Linked DNA regions of Homo sapiens: all the other regions are linked to region 4. A link is a contact called in ENCODE Hi-C or POLR2A ChIA-PET data. All regions are on one chromosome and are shown on one strand. The core of a region is the stretch at or near the end of the contact, and the rest is flanking DNA. Distances in the headings are between cores, read along the strand shown. Region 1 holds the start of TMEM14B-DT (TMEM14B divergent transcript). Region 2 holds the start of PRP4K (pre-mRNA processing factor kinase PRP4K). Region 3 holds the start of ECI2 (enoyl-CoA delta isomerase 2). Region 4 holds the start of CAGE1 (cancer antigen 1). Region 5 holds the start of C6orf52 (chromosome 6 open reading frame 52).

Region 1 (2,700 bases), core at 163-2,662, 3.4 Mb before region 4:
GAACAGATGCCGATCATTTCACATAGGTCCACAGGAAACTCAGCAAGATCCACTGACCAGCTCTATAATCAGGGAATGTGTTAGTCATTTCATTAAGCACTCACATTATCACTAAATCGGAAAGCAAATACTCCCGTGCCCTTAATCCAACTACTTTAATGTCTCTTTTGAGGGGTGGTAGGGATGTTGCTTTTCTTCACTGATGCAACAGCCAATTTCAATACTCAATTTTTTTTTTTAGAAACTTCTGCATCCAACTCACAGTTCTCGTTAGGAGGGCAGAAGGGGAGGGTAAAATACACGGAAACTCAAGTCAGAATCACATGTGACATTGCACCCTTGGAAAAACAGCTCCTATTTTCTTACAGAAAAGTATTCTGTATGCAGTGAACCTAACAAGATGGAAAGCAATGCATACGCCGTTTATTCTGTTTAAAGAATTAGGCCAGGCAAAGTGGCTCACGCCTGTAATCCCAGTACTTTGGGAGGCCCAGGCAGGCGGATTACCTGAGGTTAGGAGTTCGAGAACAGCTTGGTCAACATGGTGAAACCCATATTCTATTAAAACACACACACACACACACAAATCGGGCATGATGGCATGCACCTGTAATCCCAGCTACTTGGGAGGCTGAGGTGGGAGGATGGCTTGAGCCCAGGAGGCAGAGGCTGCAATAAGACATATTCAGGCTACTGCACTCCAGGCTGGGCGACACAGCGAGAACCCCTCCCCACCCCCCAAAAAAAGAAAGAATTAATTTCCCATAAAACGGGGAAGGGCAGCGGGCTTGGGATCTTGCCCACAGTTCTTAACTCGAGGCGGCACTGAGTAAGGGAGGCTTTTAAAGAGCTGGAGCAACAAAACCACCAGGAAACGAGGCAACACTATGCTACAAGGGTAAGCCTTTGCCTCAGGAGCTCAGGTGCTCCGAGCATCCACAGCCTCTTTTAAGACAAGCAGAAAATACCCAAGGAGAAAAGCACCGACCACACGGCATAAAGGCCCGCTGAATCGGGGGGACGAAAAGCAGACGGCCGTGAAACTCCTAAATAATCCCTAAAAGTTAAAAGTGGCAGAAAATAAAAACAATACTCTCCAAAGACCTGCACCGACCTGCCGAAGGCCCGCGGAGTCCACTACGGAGCGCAAGCCGCGGGACACAGCAGCCAGGTCTCTCCGGAAACGCGATTGCGTGCGCGCTGCGCCCCGGGGCCGCGGCAGGGCGGGGAGAAAGGCGGGACGTCGTGGCGCGTGCGCAGTGTCCTTGGAGAGAGGTGAGCGGAGAATGGGGACAGTGGGGGCGGGGCTTGAGCCGCGGATTACCAGCACGCGCCCTGCATCCCGGGGGCGGGGAGTGAGGCGGGGCATCGCGGCTAGCGCCGTTGGCGGGGAACCGGGCGGGGAATCTCTGTGCTTCCTCAGTCCCCAGGCCCAGCACCTGCAGGGCCGACCAGCTCCAGTCCCAGGTCCAATCCTGAGTGGCCAAAAGCCGGAAACCCGGAGTTGGAATTGGATCTTGCACAAGCTGGACCACGTAAGCTGGGCCAGGCCAGAGGTGGAGGCCACCGCTGCGGGAGGAGGGCATCTGATGATTTTGAAGGACCCCATTAATAGAGGGTATAAACCAGGTGCGGGCCATCAGGGAGGATTGTCACTCTGGCCCGATCTTGTTTGTTTACACCAGGAAGGGCCTGCCTTCCACCTGCAAGAAAATATGGCAGCTGCAGAATAATGTGGCGCAATGCCAAATATCCGTTTGTTTTAGGGAGTGAGGCTACTTGAGAAGCATCTTAAATGGGGAGAGAGAGCAAGTTAAATCTGATTTCCACGCAGCTCTGTGGATTCCGAATGTCCACAGTATGATGTTATCTCCATTCCCACTTCCGAGCCGCTCCTCTTCTGTGTTTCCTGCACCACCATTCGCTCAGTTGCTCTACACTAAAATTTGCTGTCATCGTTGACTTCTCCCTCTCCTTCATCCCCTACAAGTATCAACATAGACAACTCCGATCAATATAATCATCAGTGAATAAAGCAAATTGCAGCGCATATTCTTAAAGACAAACTTTCCACTTGCAGCAGCACCTACCTTCCAGATAGCTAAATTGAAGCCCGTGTTTATCATAGCTGCTTCTAACCAGCCAGAGCTGATAATAACTAAGAACTTGCAGGAATTGCAGTATGCCAGACCTTCAATTTAATTGAAGACTTTCCTGAACAATTAATGAGACTTGTCTTAACCAGCAGGGAATGGCTTTAGGGACTCATTCTTCCCTATGCAGGTGCAAGCCTCAAACCTTAATTAGGATCATCCACCATGATCCTCGAGCCCTTCCCCACCTTATACTTGAAGAGGCTGAACCTCAGAGAATTAAATTACCTACAGTCCTGGTCACTGGTAGAGCTATTATTTAAAGTAAGGTCTAATGTCAAAGCCTGCGTCCTTAATTCTACCATATGCTGCTTCTTGCAGTGTCGTTCCTCAACCAGAACACATAGCTCTTCTGTGTAGGTAAAGTCCATCAAAACATGTCATAAAATAAATTAAAGAAATTGGTTTCTGCTCTATTTCAATTAGTACCAGAGTAAAACAATCAATGATTTGTGTTTGGGAATATTTCTAGTTGGCATTAACGTTGTTAGGAGATAGCTTAGCTCTTCACTGGGGGCCCACTGAATTATCGGAACCCTGGAACACA
Region 2 (2,700 bases), core at 32-2,531, 3.4 Mb after region 4:
TGGCAAAGATTTCTTCTATCGCTCAGTCACAAGTTGCTGGGAGACTATACCTCTTTCTAAGATGGCTGGAAACAGATCAGACAGTGCAGATGCAAAAAAAAACAAAAAACAAAACAAAAAAAAAAAACGGTCGCTATAGGAACATTGCCGTAAAATCCATTCTCTCTGTTAAGGTTCTTGTTTGAGTTTTCCTAACATAGACATGAACAGCAAAATACTGCTTTAAGTTAACCAATGGTTAACCTTTGCAGCATACACTCGTATTTTTTTTTTTTTCATTTTTCATTTGGCCGCATGGATTCTTAATGTTAGCTTAATTATAGACATAAAGTGGTTTGGCAGTAGCTAGCAATTCCCACTACTCCTTCCACTCGTCCTCCTAAAGAAGGGTTATAAACTCAGGCAAAAAAAAAAAAAAAAAAAAAATGCCAGGCCTCAAAACCAAAGACTCTATCTTACTTTGCCTCAAGTTTGCAAGTTGGTAAAAAAGCTGCCGGTAGGCACTCAAAACAAAACAAAACAATACTGGGTGACTGCTGGACTAAAGAGTACAAGGTGACGAGATCAAGTATCCCGCTAGCCACAGACTAGCTCTGGGATGGCCAGAGAGTGTGACCCCAGCACCTCCGCTCTCTGCTTTCAGGTCCTAAACTGACACCAGTAAAAGGACGACTGGGGGTACCGCATGAGGAAGAAAAGACTTAGGGCTTGGCCCGCCTGCTGCCACTGACCCTCGTGTCCCCAACACAGATGCCGCTAAGAGCTGCGGCCAGGGAGCTCAGATGGGTCCCCAAAAGAGGCATAGGAAAGCGCGACCTCACTGCCGCGGCAGCCGCCACGCGCACCGGACCTGTAGAGGCCGCTCGCGCCTACGCCTCCCGGGGCAACGACGCGCGGCAGGCCGCGGCCGCCTTCACCCCAGCAGCCACGGCCTCTGGGAGAAGGAAGCTCGAAGGCCGCCTGCTCCCCATGCCTCCCACCCCACAACGAATCGCGCCGGAAAAAGCAAAGTTTGACTCTCGCCGTTAGGCCCGAACTTTCCCGCCACCCCGTGCAGCTCCCACTCGGCAGTCCCCGGGCTCCAGCTTCTGGCCCACTCACAGAGACTACTTACTCTGGCTGCTCCCGTAGCGACTGGGTCTCCGCGGCGGCCATCTTGAACTTCCTGACTCCTCGGCGGCGGTGGCGGCGGCTCCCGGACGGTGGAGGGTAGGGGAAGTGGAGGAAGAAGGAAAAGAGCTGCCGCGCATGTGCCGACCGTGTAGGGAAGAGCTGGGTTCTGAGTCCGCGCTAAGAATCCGGATATAAAACCCCACGTCCCGGGACTAGCGCAGGGCGTAGTGTCGCAGCTTCCGGGAGCATGGTGGGCGGTGCTGCTAAGGATTGAGGTCGAGTGTCAAGCTTGAGCTCTTCAGTCAATGCTAGAAATGGACGTTTAGTTATTGAATCCCGCTAACGAGGGGAGCCAACAAGAGAGGGATGTCGGCATCGGGTGTGCGGTTCCAAGAACTGATTGGCTGTGGAGATTAGAAGTTAGGTGAAAATTCTCTTAAACTCGGGCAAACGAATTGATGATTTTTCCCCTGGTCGGTGTTAGAGACACAGTAAATGCTTAACCATCTCGCTAGACAGCTCAACTGAAGTGGCATTAACTTCCCGGGAAAGTGTGTAGAAAGGCATTTTTAAATACTGTAAACTCGAACGTAAATATCTTTTAATGTGGAACTGTTACTACATTTAACACTGAACATCTTTTCAACTTTTACATAGTTCAAGGGTGACACGATTCAGTTCGTTATTTCCGTAATTGGAACGTGTAATGTTTTTTGGCCCAAGTTGCGTTATGTGATTTTGTTTTCTTCTATAACGACTCTACAGTAATGGGGTAGAATGGAATATTGTGGGGAAAACATTTACTGGCTCTTGGAGAACTCTCAAAACCAATTAGGTTCTTTAATTCCTCTTTAAAAAAATATTTCTCGCCTGGCGCTGTGGCTCACCCCTGTAATCCCAGCACCTTGGGAGGCCGAGGCGGGCGGATCACCTGAGGCCAGGATTTGGAGACCAGCCTGGCCAACATGGTGAAACCCCGTCTCTATTAAAAATACAAAAAATTAGCTGGGCGTGGTGGCGCTCGCCTATAATCCCAGCTACTCCGGAGGCTGAGGCAGGAGAATCGCTTGAACCCGAGAGGCGGAGTTTGCACTGAGATCACGCCACTGCACTCCAGCCTGGGCGACAGAGCAAGATTCCATCTCAAAAAAAAAAAAAAAATTATCCATACTTTGGAACCTGGAAGCAGCGTGACGATCACTTTCATTCTTGTAATCATCTGAGTTTGCCTTTGTCCTAGAAAATTGAGTTCGGAATCTCCAGACTCCATACATATCTCTTGATTTCCAGGGGAGAAGGGTTTTAAATGTTCTTACAAAATGTCTCTTGTTGCCTGAATTCCAAACGTTTTGAAATGTTAGGGCCGGGCGCGGTGGCTCACGCCTGCAATCCTCTAGCACTTTGGGAGGCCGAGGCGGGCGGATTGCCTGAACTCAAGAGTTCGAGTCCAGCCTGGCCAACATAGCGAAACTCCGTCTCTGCTAAAAATACAAAAAATTAGCCGGCGTGGTGGCGCCTGTAGTCTCAGCTACTCGGGAGGCTGAGGCAAGAGAATCGCTTGAACCCGGGAGGCCGAGATCGCGCCAT
Region 3 (2,767 bases), core at 227-2,726, 3.3 Mb after region 4:
TCCCAGCTACTCGGGAGCCCGAGACAGGAGAATCACTTGAACCCAGGAGGTGGAGGTTGCAGTGAGCCGAGATTGTGCCAGTGCACTCCAGCCTACGCAACAAGACGGAAACTCCATCTCAAAAAAAAAAAAATCTCTTTGGGATAAGCCCAAATTGTTCTATTTGACTTTTGGTGTTGCCCCATCTACACTATTACCCAGATCTACCTGATGAAACTTAATGATAAAGTTACTTGAGACTTGGACTCTGCCCACCTGCAAGCCTCCTGTCTTTGGGGAATTCACCTGATTAATCTTTCTGGGTCTCAGTTTCCACATCAGCTCAACAGGGCAATATGCTCAACAGGGCAATTTCCACATCAGCTCAACAGGGCAATATCATTTTCCTTACAGGGTTGTCCAAAGACTTACAATTAGCCTGGCTCACTATAGGTAGTCCACAGGTGTCAGCTACATAAATCTAAAACTCCTAGGCATGCTTGGATGGGACAACTTGGGCACAGAATTTAGAGGGGTGGTTTTGTTTCGTTTTGTTCTGTTTTGTTTTTTGGTTCTCTGGGAACTGGACAAGGTGACACAGCCAAGGCCCTTCCAACTCTTAAGAATTCTTCCCCAAAGAAAATACTTTGCAAATGCCTCAGCAGAACTCAAAAATATCCACAAACTCTTCACTGACACTAAAAACTTGGGTACTCCAAAAATCACTTCTGACCCCCAGGCGTCCTACCAGGTCTGCAAACCTTCGATTTGGGGATGCATGACCTAGCAGCTTTTAAGCATACGCCCTCAATTGTTACCCCACCTCCCGGCTCAGGGCTGGCCCTCGGGATGCAGCGACCCCTCCTCGCCAGGCTCCGCGGGACTCCGGGCAGGGCGCTCAGTGCTCCGGCAGCCACAGGGTTCGCAGAGCTGAGGTCCGCCCGAGAGAGCAGCCGCGCCTCCAGCTCGCAGTTACTCGGAGCCAGGCCGGGGAGCATCTGTGCCCCGCCCCACGCGCCGCGCAAGTCCTCCCGGGATCACCCTCCCCGCGCCGCGAACCCCCCGCACTTCCTCCACTCCCGGGTGATACCCGGCCTCGCTCCGGCCCCGCCCCCGCATCTGAGCCCCGACTCCTAACCGCCTAGAGCTCCCGCCCCGCCCACGCACCGACCCCCCCGGCCCCACCCCCGAGCCCCCGCAGCCCCAGAGGAGGCCACGGGCTAGCGATGGCGAATGCGGCGTGGCTACGCTCTCAGCCTGGCCCCGCCCCAACCCTGGCCCCGCCCATGCCCCAGGCTCCTGCCTGGGCTCTGCTCTCGGCCCCGCCCCGCACCCAAGCCCCGGCCCCACCCCCGAGCCCCCGCAGCCCGGGAGCCTAGGCCCCGCCCCCGAGTCCCGGCTCCACCCCCGAGACCCGGCCCCACCCCCGAGCCCCCGCAGACCGAGCTAGGCCCCGCCCCCGAGACCCGGCCCCACCCCCGAGCCCCCGCAGCCCTAGAGCCGCCCAAGGGATGGCGATGGCGTACTTGGCTTGGAGACTGGCGCGGCGTTCGTGTCCGAGGTAAGCTTGGAGTCCCGGCCGTTCGGCCCATGGTCGCCCGCAGGATACCGCTGTCCAGGCGAAGGTCGCCGCCGTTGGAAGACCCTCCTTCCCTATTGTCTAGGTGGCAACAGGATTTTGCTTTGCTGGTTTTCCGGTGAGGTAGTGCTAAAAAGTGACGACCTCACGCGCGCCCTCCTGCACCGCTGGGCCCGGAGTGGTCAGGATGGGCGCGTCGGGAGGTCAGGGCTATGGTTCCCTGTCAGCAGTCCCCAAGGTCTCCGCCTGCCTCCGCGCACGCTCCCATCCTCCTGGGGCCGGACTCCGGGCGGGTGAGCCGCCCCAGCTGAGCACCCGGGCCTGCACTTCCCAGCCGGGCTGCTTCTGGGGTGCAAAGCGTCGCTTGCTAAAAGCGAGGTAAACGCAAGCCGTTATCACTCGTGTGGACTTAACACTCTGCTTCTTGGAGAACACGTATGCTATAAAGTGAAATGGCCGGGTACAGAGTAACGGCTAAGAAGCACGCTGCACCTCCCTGGGGTCCCGGGAACCCGCACGAATCTGTGCATAGGGAACAAAACCGAAACACGGTGGTGGCCTTGAAGTGGTAGAATTATGAGTGATTTTCCCGACTTTATGTATTTTCTTAAATGGTCGTGTTTTTGCTATTTGTTTTTAAAACTCACGCTTTATTTAAAAATAAATTTGTTCCACATTTTGTGGAAACTTGTACATTTCGGCTTTCTGTGGATATTTTAAATTTTTCTTTCGTTTTCTACGTGGAATTTGCCATATAAGATGCAGTTTTTCCCTTTACAGAAAATCATTTTAATGTAAAACTTACTCTAGGCTGATCTTACTGAATCAGTTACTAATAGTCCAAAGTTTGAACCTAGAGTTCATTGCACCATTTTCGAGTTACATAATTGTGTTTGTGTGTTAGGTTTGGGCTTTGTAACCTGTATTATTTTAATCATCTTTTTTGCCATTAACTCTATTATTCAGTGTCATCGTCGTGAACTCCATTTTTAGCTTGTGGCCTGAGTCCTGTGCATTCAAGTTTGCCACCCCACCCCCGCTCACTATGTGTGCTTAAAAACGTGCTGATCACCCCCGCGGTGGTTGCTGTTTCTGCTCTGTTCCTGGCTGGCTGGTTAAACATACCCATAGAAAGGGGCACGCCTGCTGAGCCCCCTTCACTGACTCCCTTCCACTGCAGGTAGATTCCCTCCCATCTGCTGAGAAGGC
Region 4 (2,700 bases), core at 1-2,500:
CATATCTTTAGGATCTGGGCTCTAGTCCCCACCATCTTTGAATCTGATTACCTTATTATTTTTGAACTGGTCTCTCTGTTCCACTCCCACCCTCCATGAACATCATCTACCTAGAAAGAATGATTCCTTTAAATCACCAAGCAAATAATGTCATTCTTCTGCTAAAATCCCTCCTATGGCTTTCCATAAGACCCACATTAATATCTGAACTTTTCACCATCACTTGTAAAGGTCTCCATGATCTGGCCCCCCTTCTTACTTCTCTATCACCCTACCAATCTTCTCAACTACCTCCACTGTGCTCTAGGCACTCTGGCCTCGGGGCCTTTGCTCTTGCTGTCCCTTCTGTGTGAAATGCTGTTCCCTCTGCTCTTGCCAGGATTAGCTCCTTGTCATTCAAATCTGGACTTAACCTTTCCCTACCCATTCAGTCACCACTTGGTATATCAAACGATTTGCATAGTCTACATCATTATTTGGTTTTTAAATGGTGTGCCCTCTCTTTCACGTAGAAGGTAAAGTTCCATGACAGCAGGAAGTTGGTTCTTCTTGTTACCTCCGGCGCCCAGGACAGAACGTGGTACATATTAAGTGCTTAGTAAGTATTTGTTGAACGCTAAATGTGGTTAAAACGCAAAAACCCATGTTTCCTAATCGCTATCCCCAACTCTGCCTCCCAGTGACGCTAACCGACCTGAGAACCGCAGACTCCCTTGACAAGTAGCTTTCACTTAACTCTGCCGCGTGAACTGGGAGAAAAACCCAGCTGGGATGCAGAAACAGGCAAAGGGTTGTCAAGAGAGACGCTGAGTGATGAACCACTAGTCTCCCTCTAAACCGCAAACAAGAGTCCACACCCCAAGGGGGCGGTCAAGGAGAGAGCCGTACCCAGAGCCAGGGCACTGTACGGCCGCCTACCTGTCAGAGGAGTCCGCGTCGTCGAATTGCCCGGGGACCACCCGGCTCATGAGAAGCCGCCGGTAGTCCATGACTGGAGAGCGCCGCCGGAGGCCGCCGCTCTGCGATGGAAAGGAACGGCTCAGACGGATGTACCCACGGCCGATCCAAAGGCCTTGGCGTGGATATCCGCCTTGCAAACCATTCAGAAGCCAACAGTGGCCACCACGTGCGACGGGAAAACGGGACCGACAGATCCACCACCCTGCCACCCCAACCGGAAGCCCCTCACCGCCTCGCCCGGAAGTCTGACTTGAGCGGAAGTCCCGCCCCTGCGCCGAGCTGGGAGTCCGGAGCTCTCTGGATGGCGCGCTGTATAGGGCTGTGGATGTTCTGTGCTCTCAGGAAGGCGTGTTGAGTAGCCGGCACGGCGAGGCCCGTGCTGGCCGTTTCTTCCCGGAGTTTTCGTTTCTGTACCCCACTTTGTGTTTACTGCGGCAGGAGGCGCCAGCTAGCCCACAGGCTGTTCGGCCTAGGGGGTCGTACCTTCCTAACTTCACCACTCTCTGGGAAGACACCGCACCCACAGTAGGGTCGCTCGGGCCTCGCGGGCTGCACCTGTCTCTGCGGAGTTCCCCCGGCGCGGGCGGACGTCACACAGGGGCGTTCCAGCACTCCGGGAGCCCGATTGCGAGTTTGTGAGAGTCCTTGGTGGAGGAGGTTGGAAAGCGTTCTCCCTCCCACAAAACCCGGTGCAGAGGGAGGGAGAGCCAGGTCCGTAGCGTGGGTCCAAGAAACTATGGATCCTGGAAGTGAGCACACTTTTGTGTCTTAAAAAGTTTGGTGTCTCGTTTTGAGGTGAAAAATGAATGAGATAAGTGCTTTTTAAAAAGGTAAAGTTTGTCTTACAACTGAAAAAGCTTTTAAACAAAACTATAGTTTTTGCGAGTAACTCCCGTGACACCTCTTTTAACTCCTATCTTAAAACAGCTTTAGAATGTCTCTGGAACATCTATTCAAACATTTGATAAATATGTTAAAAATCCAACATAAACCTGTAAGGACAAATGAAAGATGGAAAAAATAGTCTAACTTTAAATTAAAAAGGTAAACTGGCAGATTGTGCAGTGCCACATGAGGGATGAACAAAGTTGTAGAAATGTAATTGGAAGTGCTGGGTTCACAAACAAGAAAACTAAGAAACAAGGCCTTTGCGCTTTTTTGCATTGGGAAAACAAAGCAAGAATTTTTCAGATCTCACCACAATCCAGGCAGCATTATTTGAAAGACAAGGGAGAAGTGAGCATAAAGTTGGGCCTTTCACTGATCCTGACTGGTCTGCTTGGCTTACTTTTTTATATTTTACCAAGTGATGACATAGGTTTGAAAACAACTAATTTTCAATAAACTATTCATTCAGAAATTCAATAAAAGAATCCAGGCAGATGAGTAATGACTATAAATTGAAAGAGCTTGATAGAAATAAGTCATTGGAATGCAGGTTTTATTCAATCAATATTTGCTGTGTAGACAGCACTGGTCCATTTGCAGTAGGGGATATTGGAAAGCCCTAAGTATGCTCCTCTCAAGACATTTATGATCTGTAAACACAAACACTAACACCCTTGAAACAGTGGTGAAGCTCTAAAACAGTAAACGAAATCACCAAGTGCTGAATTGTAAGATAGAGATTTAGAGACTGAAGACATTGTAGGAATTTTGAAAATAGATGAATGGGTAGATGGGAAGGTTTTAGGAGAGAAGCACGTGCCAGGGCAGATGACTGAAGCTTAATTCGTAAGG
Region 5 (2,722 bases), core at 31-2,530, 3.3 Mb before region 4:
GGAGTAGGAAACAAAATAAACGAAAGCAATAGGCCAAGTGATATACTTCCAAATTTTCTGGATAATTAAAGACCGACGCCTTGACTTCATAAAGAAGTACTGTACTCAATTTTCTAGAAAATGCTTAGAATTGCTTCAAGAATAAAAGTGAGCTAGATGTTAGGAGGTCGGATTCCTAGTCGTGAGTATAGTCCTATCTACCTATTTGACTACTGATAATTTATTTGACCTTTTTATCTATTCACACATCTAGTAATATCATATTCTGCTGTAATTTCTCTCCATCTATGCGTCTCCTCAGTCCTCCACCCCTTATGTAGGCAACGTCTCTAAGGCAAGATCCATACCTCCAGCATCTTTGCATCTCCACCGCCCAGCTCGCCATAAGTTCCCAACAAATAATGAATTGGTATCGCTTTACCTATAAGGGATTTATCCTAATCTAGTTCTAGTAATTTGTAAAATTCCAGGGCAGAAATTCAGCAAAAGAGCGAGATCTTCTTTCATTAAATTCTGAATACTGTCAACTTATGGGATCGATCCTTAAATCCACAATCTACGACTCATTTGTCCGTATGCAGAAATGCCGGTTTCCTTTGTGTCCCGTGGACCTTTTGTCTACTAGAAAAGGCAGATATTGCCTCATTTTGATAAAATGTCCATTCTACGGTTTAAAAGGTTAGCTTTTCTCTTAAGTCTCTTAGGTTTGATTCATCAAATCATCCAGTGAACAGCAGGCGCTCCAATGTTCACCTCTGCTGTGTAGGAACCAAACCCGACCTTCCCGGCCCCGCCTCCGACTGTCTCTAACTACGCGGTATCTCACCTCGTGGTCGCCGCAAGCCTCGGGCTCCGGGTGTACAGCGAACCCAAAGAGGACCTGCTCGTAGCAACCAGCGACCAGCTCCATTCAGCAGCGCACGTGCCTCTTCCGCCAGCCCGGCTCAGCCTGGAGGTGACAGAACCGGAAACCAAAAAAAAAAAAAAAAAAACACCTGACTCCTTTCTGCATCGGCGCTCGAATTATACGTCAGGCTCCAGGGCTGCCTTTAAGTCGCCTGTAACGTGGAAACACTTTAAGCGCGGGGAGGTCACATGGATTTTCCAAGAAGAGAATAAGTAAAGATGCCACATGAGGAGGTTCTCACTGCAAGGAGAAAAAAATCGGGGGCAAGCAGGCATATCTCAGGAAGGTGCCAGCTACGCCCGTCTGAAGGGAGCGGGCGGGACATCCTCTGCGAAGCCCTTCATTTCCGTGACATCAGGAGGAGGTGGGGCCGACTTCCGGCCGGTTGCTTAGGGGCTGTAGCGCCGGCAGCGTGCATTGTTGTGGGCTGTGTACTAGTAGGGTAGGAGTTTTTGTTCAGGGACCAGCGGAACGAGGCTTTCTGTCGTTAATAGGGTAAGGAGGGGTGGGATTAGGGTTCGCGGTGACTTGTTCCAGCGGCGCAGCGCTCGCGCTGCCTTGACGGACTCGGAGTGCTAGATGTGTCCGCGTTCCCGTCTGCCCGGGCCAGAACCCCAGCCCTGCACACTTTCTCTGTCTGCTTGTCTAACTCTGGGGCTGTATTGGCCAAGGTTGCGGCACCTCCTGGGGAGGGAGCAGTGAGCCTTCATTTTTTTTTTTTTTTTTTTGAGACGGAGTTTCGCTCTTTTTGCCCAGGCTGGAGTCCGGTGGCGCGATTTCGGCTCACCGCAACCTCTGCCTCCCGGGTTCAAGCAATTCTCCTGCCTCAGCCTCCCGAGTAGCTGGGATTACAGGCATACGCCACCACGCCTGGCTAATTTTGTATTTTTTAGTAGAGACAGGGTTTCTCCATGTTGGCTAGGCTGGTTTTGAACTCCCGACCGCAGGTGATCCGCTTGCCTCGACCTCCCAAAGTTGCTGGGATTGCAGGCGTGAGCCACAGCGCCCGGCCAGAGCCTTCATTTGAGAGTTGGGAAAACAAAGTGAGCCTGAGCAACATATTTTGATGCCGTCTCTACAAAAATGTTATAAATTAGCCCAGCATGGCGACGCCCGCCTGTGGCCTCAGCAACTCGGAAGGCTGAGGTGGGAGGATTGCTTGAGCCCAGGAGGTCGAGGCTGCAGTGAGCCGAGATCGCTCCACTGCATTCCAGTCTGGGGGACGAGCCAGGCCCCCTTTCAAAGAAAAAAAAAGTTTTATTTAATAAGGTTTAGAGATTCAGGTATGTCTTAGACATTACAGCTTTCCTACAAGCTCCCAACAGAGTAAATCTTGGTTCGTATAGTTCTCATAAACACCGTAGTAGGTCATTTGGTAAACAAGATGCATAGTCCATCCTTCTCAAATCTTCAGCCTCCATTTCAAGTGCGATACAGTGCTTCAGCGCTTAGACCCTTTTGTTTCCAATAACTTTTCTTCTCTGGTGTTCTGAATTGTTAGTACGTGTTAATAGAGGCTAGTTTGGGTCTTGCAGAAATGATTTCATTTGGGATGCTTTGGTTGTCACTGCAGTGCAGAAAAGACCTTGTTATTGTTAGAAATAGATAATTGGTGACACGAAGAAAAGTCAGCATGGAGACAAAAGATCTCTCAGCAAGGCAATTTTTACTTTATGCAGAAAGGGTGCTCAATTGCAGATGGAACGATGGTGAGAGCACTCCTGAACAAAGGAAAAGCAGACATATTTGTCCCTTACGCCTTTGGGTTGTCCTTACTGCTGTGTCCTGCATCCGTTGGCTGGGGCTGGACCTCAT

Evidence for each region. A loop is a pair of places that touch in the nucleus more often than their neighbours do. ChIA-PET counts read pairs that join two places held with the same protein, here RNA polymerase II (POLR2A). Pooled maps may share reads with other maps.
Region 1: a loop to region 4 is called in a pooled map, with 17 times the contacts of the local background. The contact joins the promoter of TMEM14B-DT here to the promoter of CAGE1 in region 4. A Hi-C loop is called at or near these places in 9 of 50 pooled maps.
Region 2: a loop to region 4 is called in a pooled map, with 7 times the contacts of the local background. The contact joins the promoter of PRP4K here to the promoter of CAGE1 in region 4. A Hi-C loop is called at or near these places in 1 of 37 single-sample maps with no recorded cell type and 6 of 50 pooled maps. POLR2A ChIA-PET finds 5 or more read pairs at or near these places in 1 of 52 experiments (activated T-cell).
Region 3: a map of CD4-positive, alpha-beta memory T cell shows a loop between it and region 4 (9-fold over the local background). The contact joins the promoter of ECI2 here to the promoter of CAGE1 in region 4. A Hi-C loop is called at or near these places in 1 of 168 maps with a recorded cell type or tissue (CD4-positive, alpha-beta memory T cell) and 7 of 50 pooled maps. POLR2A ChIA-PET finds 5 or more read pairs at or near these places in 1 of 52 experiments (CD4-positive, alpha-beta T cell).
Region 5: a loop to region 4 is called in a map of CD8-positive, alpha-beta T cell, with 16 times the contacts of the local background. The contact joins the promoter of C6orf52 here to the promoter of CAGE1 in region 4. A Hi-C loop is called at or near these places in 2 of 168 maps with a recorded cell type or tissue (both CD8-positive, alpha-beta T cell) and 11 of 50 pooled maps.

Annotation. Positions count from the first base shown.
Region 1 is chr6:10,746,296-10,748,995 of GRCh38, reverse strand. TMEM14B-DT (TMEM14B divergent transcript) reads left to right here and starts at 1,412. Exons shown (of 2, transcript NR_187231.1): 1 at 1,412-1,535. TMEM14B (transmembrane protein 14B) reads right to left here and starts at 1,191. Exons shown (of 6, transcript NM_030969.5): 1 at 1,115-1,191. RefSeq lists silencers at 1,162-1,221, 1,177-1,397, 1,232-1,461 and an enhancer at 1,582-1,631.
Region 2 is chr6:4,019,881-4,022,580 of GRCh38, reverse strand. PRP4K (pre-mRNA processing factor kinase PRP4K) reads right to left here and starts at 1,281. Exons shown (of 15, transcript NM_003913.5): 1 at 1,115-1,281. The coding sequence starts at 1,155. LOC124901245 (a long non-coding RNA gene) reads left to right here and starts at 1,414. Exons shown (of 2, transcript XR_007059415.1): 1 at 1,414-2,700. RefSeq lists enhancers at 39-98, 1,141-1,450.
Region 3 is chr6:4,134,284-4,137,050 of GRCh38, reverse strand. It overlaps ECI2 (enoyl-CoA delta isomerase 2), which reads left to right and starts at 1,476. Exons shown (of 10, transcript NM_206836.3): 1 at 1,476-1,540. The coding sequence starts at 1,491. It overlaps ECI2-DT (ECI2 divergent transcript), which reads right to left and starts at 979. Exons shown (of 4, transcript NR_103764.1): 1 at 803-979. RefSeq lists silencers at 921-1,130, 1,291-1,430.
Region 4 is chr6:7,388,292-7,390,991 of GRCh38, reverse strand. CAGE1 (cancer antigen 1) reads left to right here and starts at 1,250. Exons shown (of 14, transcript NM_001170692.2): 1 at 1,250-1,790. It overlaps RIOK1 (RIO kinase 1), which reads right to left and starts at 1,184. Exons shown (of 17, transcript NM_031480.3): 1 at 919-1,184. The coding sequence starts at 989. RefSeq lists enhancers at 512-1,298, 902-1,321, 1,452-1,501, 1,512-1,571.
Region 5 is chr6:10,693,174-10,695,895 of GRCh38, reverse strand. C6orf52 (chromosome 6 open reading frame 52) reads left to right here and starts at 1,280. Exons shown (of 5, transcript NM_001145020.3): 1 at 1,280-1,402. PAK1IP1 (PAK1 interacting protein 1) reads right to left here and starts at 924. Exons shown (of 10, transcript NM_017906.3): 1 at 827-924. The coding sequence starts at 910. RefSeq lists enhancers at 897-1,276, 706-1,308, 1,317-1,366.